Linked DNA regions of Homo sapiens: region 2 is linked to region 1. Evidence: read pairs that join two places in POLR2A ChIA-PET (ENCODE). Cell type or tissue: Panc1. All regions are shown on one strand. Links, peaks and the distances in the headings refer to the core of each region. The heading gives the core; the rest is flanking DNA.

Region 1 (2,906 bases), core at 218-2,717:
ATTGGTTGACGTGGTGCCGGAGGGTGACCTATTGATCTAAACCACAAGTACTCCAAGAATTTTAATTTTTAAAAATTTTGTAATTTAAGGAAATAAAACTCTAGTTTCTTGAAGGGAAGAATTGAAGCAGCATTGTGGTAGGGGAGCACTGAAACCCCATTGCATCCCCCATCTGTGCCCAATTTGTTCCAATCTGGCCCTTTTTTTTTTCTTCCTTCATTTTCTCTCCCCCTCTTGTTCTCTCTTTTTCAAAAATGTTTTATAATTCCTGGAATCAAAACCACTTCAGGCACACACTGTTTTATTTTACTGTATTATTGGATTATACCGCCTATAAATCACTGGATGTTACTCATTGGCCACCACTGGAATAACTTCCCTTTTCTGTGCCCTGGCTCCCTCTGTTTTCCTCTACCAGTTTCATAGCACATACATCCATTTAGCTTTGCAGAGAAGCCCCGGTGGCAGCAAGAGGGCACCCAAGAGACACTTCTTGCACGTGCTATTGGTATTGCCTGCTTTTAGGGAATATTTGGGAGCTGGGATTAAGGTAGAGCCTGACTGGCATTCCTTTCATTATCATTTATGCTTGCTTTTTTTGGGTGGGGGGAGGGAGGGACAGAATCTTGCTCTGTCGCCCAGGCTGGAGTGCAGTGGTGCGATCTCGGCTCACTGCAACCTCTGCCTCCCGGGTTCAAGCAGTTCTCCTGCCTCAGCCTCCTGAGTAGCTGGGGTCACAGGCGCCCACCACCACGCCTGGCTAAGTTTTGTATTTTTAGTAGAGACGGGGGTTTCACCATGTTGGCCAGGCTGGTCTCGAACTCCTGACTTCGTGATCCGTCCGCCTCGGCCTCCCAAATTACTGGGATTACAGGCATGAGCCACTGCACCCAGCCTTATGCTTGCTTTGAATGGTGTTAGTAATCCTGAATTACAGAAGGTAGAGGGAGTGTCACATGTGGGTCTCCAGAGGGAGAGAGAGCTAGCTAGCTAGCTACAGCTGTCTGTATAGGACTGATAGCTTTAACTTGTAGGTGTGGGATGTTTCATGCCATTGTTGTGATGGGAGGTGACTCTAGTTGAGTTTGGTTCGCAACCGAAGTGTCCTTGTCTTCCAGCATACAACAATCTCAGAGACGTTCAGAAAAGCAGTATGCTCCTCTGTGGTGATTCACTTCTGTCGTGAGTCTCTTACCCAAGCAGAATGTATGAAGTGCCTAATCCTCCGCTTGTCAGAACAGTTGTACAGGAAATCCACCTTTCATAAGGGGTTAGGCTTGAGTTAGCTGTGTAAACTGGCCCCCTCATTCCTCCTCCTACATCTCTGGTGGTAGAAACCCTTGGGCTTTTTCTCTACAAGGATCTCTGTGGGTAGATTTCCGTAGGGAATCATTGCCACCTGACTTTCATTTTCAGGATGCCTCAGTTTAGAGAAAATGAACAGAGCCAGCCTGAGCAAGGAATTTTGTGAGAAGTAGATTCAAAGTAGAAGTAGATTCAAAGGTCAGAATAGGTTAGGCTTTGGAAGGCAGGCCAGAGAAGGATGCATGCTTCAGCTCTGCCCTCTTTCCCTGTGGGGGAGATAGAACTCTTGACAGGCCGCTTAGTGCAGACTGCTCTCGGCACTCTCTGCCTGTGGATCTGCCTGTAGTTCCCTGAAGAGAAGTGAGTATGTCAAGGGACCCACCTGTCTTTCCACTTCTGGGTTCCAGGGTCCTTGTTTTCAGAATGTATTTAGGCTGGGGAAGGAGAAATAGGAAAAGCCAAAGAAATGAGAAAATTGTCATCTCAGTAAAATTAAGCCTTTTATCATATCAGTTGAAGAAATGGTCTTTGTTTTGCCCCAAGATAGCCATGTGGTTTGGTGTCCATGGCTGCTTTGGTGTGGAGTGAGAGATGCAATATCCCATGTTGCCCAGATTTCGTTTCTTTTGCCGTTTTATAGCTTGTCAATTTGATTGTTTGTGGTTTTCCCTTTTTTTTTTTTTTTTTTTTTTTTTTTTTTTGCCCCGACATGGACTTATTCTGAAGGAGAAACATTATTTGGAGGAATTTTGGCAGCAGGACACTTTTCTTTTCCTTTCTTTTCCTTTTTTTTTTTTTTTTTTTTTTTTTTTTTTTTTTTGGAGACGGAGTCTTGCTCTGTGGCCCAGGCTGGAGTGCAGTGGCACGATCTCAGCTCACTGCAACCTCTGCCTCCTGGGTTCAAGCGATTCCCATGCCTCAGCCTCCCGAGTAGCTGGGATTACAGGCACAGGCCACCACACCCGGCTAATTTTTATATTTTTAGTAGAGACAGGGTTTCACCACATTGGCCAGGCTGGTCTCAAACTCCTGACCTCAAGTGATCCGCCCACCTCAGCCTCCCAAAGTGCTGGGATTACAGGCATGAGCCACTGCGCTTGGCCTGGCAGCAGGACTTTCAGCTACCTTTTCAGAGCTCTAAGTTTTGTAAATGTATAGCTTGGGTGTGGGTGTGGGGCTCAGGCCAGATTCATACTGTATGCTGAATTCACAGAGAAAGTAGGTATGTTCTAGGGGGCTGGTGAGGGGTGGGAAGTGTTGAACTTTGGACCCTAACCAAGTAAATGCCTATATGAGGAAGAATTGTAGTTTTCAGAGGGCGTGACCAGTAATGACAACCACAGCAATGACTCCATGCTCTAATACATGATGACACTTTATAGTTACTGCATATGTGTTTTCCTTTGATTCTCTTGTCAGCCCTGTGAGACAGGCTGGACAGATATTTTGTGTCCTGTTTCATAGATGAGGAAAATCATATCAGAAAGGTTAAGCAGGGCTGCACAGCTAGTAAATTATACACAGGTGTCAAGTGTCCATCCTTTGATATCAGAAAAAAGAAAAAGCTTCTCTGGGCAGCTAGACAGTGCAAGGAATGTCCC
Region 2 (2,906 bases), core at 1-2,500, 190 kb after region 1:
AACCTGTGGCCTACTGGTTTTCCCAGCTGTGTTCCCAGTCACTTCCCTCCTCCAGAGGCTGTCCTGAGCCCACTGACCTCCAGGATCTTAGGACTGCCCTGGCGGCCCAAAGTGCCCAGAATAAGGCCCCAGGACTTAGCTGAGCGGGCAGTGGCTATGGCTTCTTGGCGAGCAGCCTGCATGCGCTGGTGGTCATAGTGTTCTCTGGATAGGACTTTGCTATATGGGTCATACCTGGAAAAGAAGCAGTCAGGGTCACTGTGGCAGCCACTGTCAGGACCAGTATTATGCACACAGCTCCTGACTCAGCCCCGTGGGCTCCTGAACCTTTAGGCCCCACGCAGGTAATTAAGAACAGAGGCAAGAGCGGGGACTGTCATTAGGAAGACCTGTCCCACAGCTGGAGCAGACAAGAGTGGGCGGCTTTAAGATCTCCGTGTAAACCCCAGGAGACGGGTAGGCAACAGCAGCCCTGGGGCTAATGCCCAGATCCAGGGCCCAAGTGCCTCAGACCCTTAGGGCTGGTGGCTTAGTGGCCAGGAAATGGGGATGCAACCAATTGAGGACCTCAGTGGCAGGGAATCTCACCCCTCACCAGCTGGTCAGCCCAGCCCGGCCCAGCCCATACCGGTAAGCGGGGACATTGGGGTTGGCAATCATGACAGACTCCAGATGGAAGCGGCCATCTCCAAGATACCTGCAGGGGTGGAAAGGAGGCTAAGTGTGGTTTAGGGCAGCAGAAGAGGCACTCGCTGGCTTAGAAGTCCACAGGGCTGGCCGGGCGCGGTGGCTCACGCCTGTAATCCCAGCACTTTGGGAGACCGAGGCGGGCGGATCATGAGGTCAGGAGATCGAGACCATCCTGGCTAACACAGTGAAACCCCGTCTCTACTAAAAATACAAAAACTTAGCTGGGTGTGGTGACGGGCGCCTGTAGTCCCAGCTACTCGGGAGGCTGAGGCAGGAGAATGGCGTGAACCCGGGAGGCGTAGCTTGCAGTGAGCTGAGATCGCGCCACTGCACTCCAGCCTGGGTGACAGAGTGAGACTCCGTCTCAAAAAGAAAAAAAAAAAAAAAGAAGTCCACAGGGCTGCCAGGTGCAGTGGCTCATGCCTGTAATCCCAACACTTTGGGAGGCCGAGGCGGGTGGATCACGAGGTCAGGAGATCAAGACCATCCTGGCTAACACGGTGAAACCCTGTCTCTACTAAAAATACAAAAACTTAGCTGGGCGTGGTGGCGGGCACCTGTAGTCCCAGCTACTGGGGAGGCTGAAGCAGGATAATCACTTGAACCCGGGAGGCAGAGGCTGCAGTGAGCCGAGATCGCACCTCTGCACTCCAGCCTGGGCGACAGAACAAGACTCTGTCTCAAAAAAAAAAAAAAGTCCAGAGGACTGAGTTCACAGCTGGCTGTGCTGTGCCTCTGTGTAAACTGGGACAAGCCTTCACTTCACCTCTTGGAGCCTTGGTTTTCTCACGTGTGAAATAAGGAGTTTGAATTGGATGACTCTACGGTCCCTCTATTTACATAATGCAGAATCTAAGAACCGTCCCACCCCAAGCTTCTGAGGAAGAGTGAAGGAGCAGCCGGCCGTGGTGAGGCCACCTGGGGTTCTAGAGATCCTCATTTGGAAGTTGGGGAACAGATTCTCCTTCACAAGCTCAATACAGATGTGGACAGTAGTGTTCAAGGAGTCATCTACGCCAGCAGTAACCAATATTTTTGGCACTGGGAACAGGTTTTGTGGAAGACACGGGTGGGATTGGGGGATGGTTTCAGGATGAAACTGTCTCACCTCAGATCATCAGGCATTAGGATCTCATAAAGATCATGCAACCTAGATCCCTCGCATGTACAGGTCACGATAGGGTTTGAGCTCCTACAAGAATCTAATGCCGCGGCGGATCTGACAGGAGGCGGAGCTCAGGTGGTCACGCTGGCTGGCCCACCCCTCACCTTCTACTGTGCGGCAGGTTTCCTAACAGGACATGGGACCAGGGGTTGGGGACCTCTGATCTATGCTGTACATGAGGTTGCAGGGCATACAATGGCTACTTTCTGCCCAAACTAGCTCTTGGGGCCAGTTACTGAGTTATAACAAAAGCTACCGGATTTTCATTTTGTTTTTTTGAGGCAGGGTCTTACTCTGTCACCCAGGTTGAGTGACTCGGTCATGGCTCGCTGCAGCCTCAACCTCCCAGGCTCAAGCGATCCTCTCACCTAAGCCTCCTGAGGAGCTGGGACTACAGGCATGGACACTGTACCCAGCTAATTCTTTTTTTTTTTTTTTTTTTTTTTTTTGGAGAGAACAGGGTTTCATTATATTCCCCAAGCTGGTCTCAAACTCCTGGACATATGCAATTCTCCTGCCTTGGCCTCCCAAAGTGTTGAGATTACAGGCGTGAGCCACTGTGCCCGGCCAACAGCTACTGTTTATTGGACTTGTGCCTTCTGTGTACCAGGCATAGACTAAGTACCTGCTGTGAATTAGTTCACGCAGTCCTATCTCCTAATCCTCCCAGATACGTATAGTATACCTGTTTTACAGAAGGTAACAACTGAGGCTCAGGGATGTTAAGAAACTCGCCTAGTATTAAACAGCTAGGAAGCAGTGTGTCTGAGGCTCAACCCAGGCTGTACCAAGTGTGCCCCCAGACATGCTGTCCCTGACAGTAGCTTCCCAGCCCATGAAGATTACAGAGCGTGGAAGATAACCTGCCTGTGGCAGCTCCTTCTCTCCCTCTTGGAGACCACACTTCATTCTGATGAATGGCTAACACTCAGGGTGTCCCTCCCTCCAACATACACTTTGAAGACCCCAAGGGTAGAGACTGAGTGACGTGGGCACAGGGGGAATGCCACTCAGTGCTGCTCGGGGAGCAGGGCTGCCAGATCTGGGCTGG

Evidence for each region. Peaks named below come from ENCODE experiments on the same cell type or tissue, not always from the same donor. Only the 100,000 strongest peaks of a DNase experiment are listed, where the experiment ranks them.
Region 2: POLR2A ChIA-PET joins it to region 1 with 11 read pairs; 7 of 35 experiments call an interaction of 5 or more read pairs at or near these places.

The regions. Positions count from the first base shown.
Region 1 is chr17:2,229,406-2,232,311 of GRCh38, reverse strand. The region is part of intron 10 of SMG6 (SMG6 nonsense mediated mRNA decay factor); the gene reads left to right. Among named protein-coding and RNA genes, the nearest start is that of SMG6, 73 kb to the left of the region's middle. In Panc1, for the core only: CTCF peaks have their summits at 267 and 470; no DNase peak of the experiment used is centred there.
Region 2 is chr17:2,037,546-2,040,451 of GRCh38, reverse strand. It overlaps DPH1 (diphthamide biosynthesis 1), which reads right to left. Exons shown (of 13, transcript NM_001383.6): 7 at 629-697; 8 at 78-234. Among named protein-coding and RNA genes, the nearest start is that of OVCA2, 3.0 kb to the left of the region's middle. In Panc1, for the core only: no CTCF peak of the experiment used is centred there; no DNase peak of the experiment used is centred there.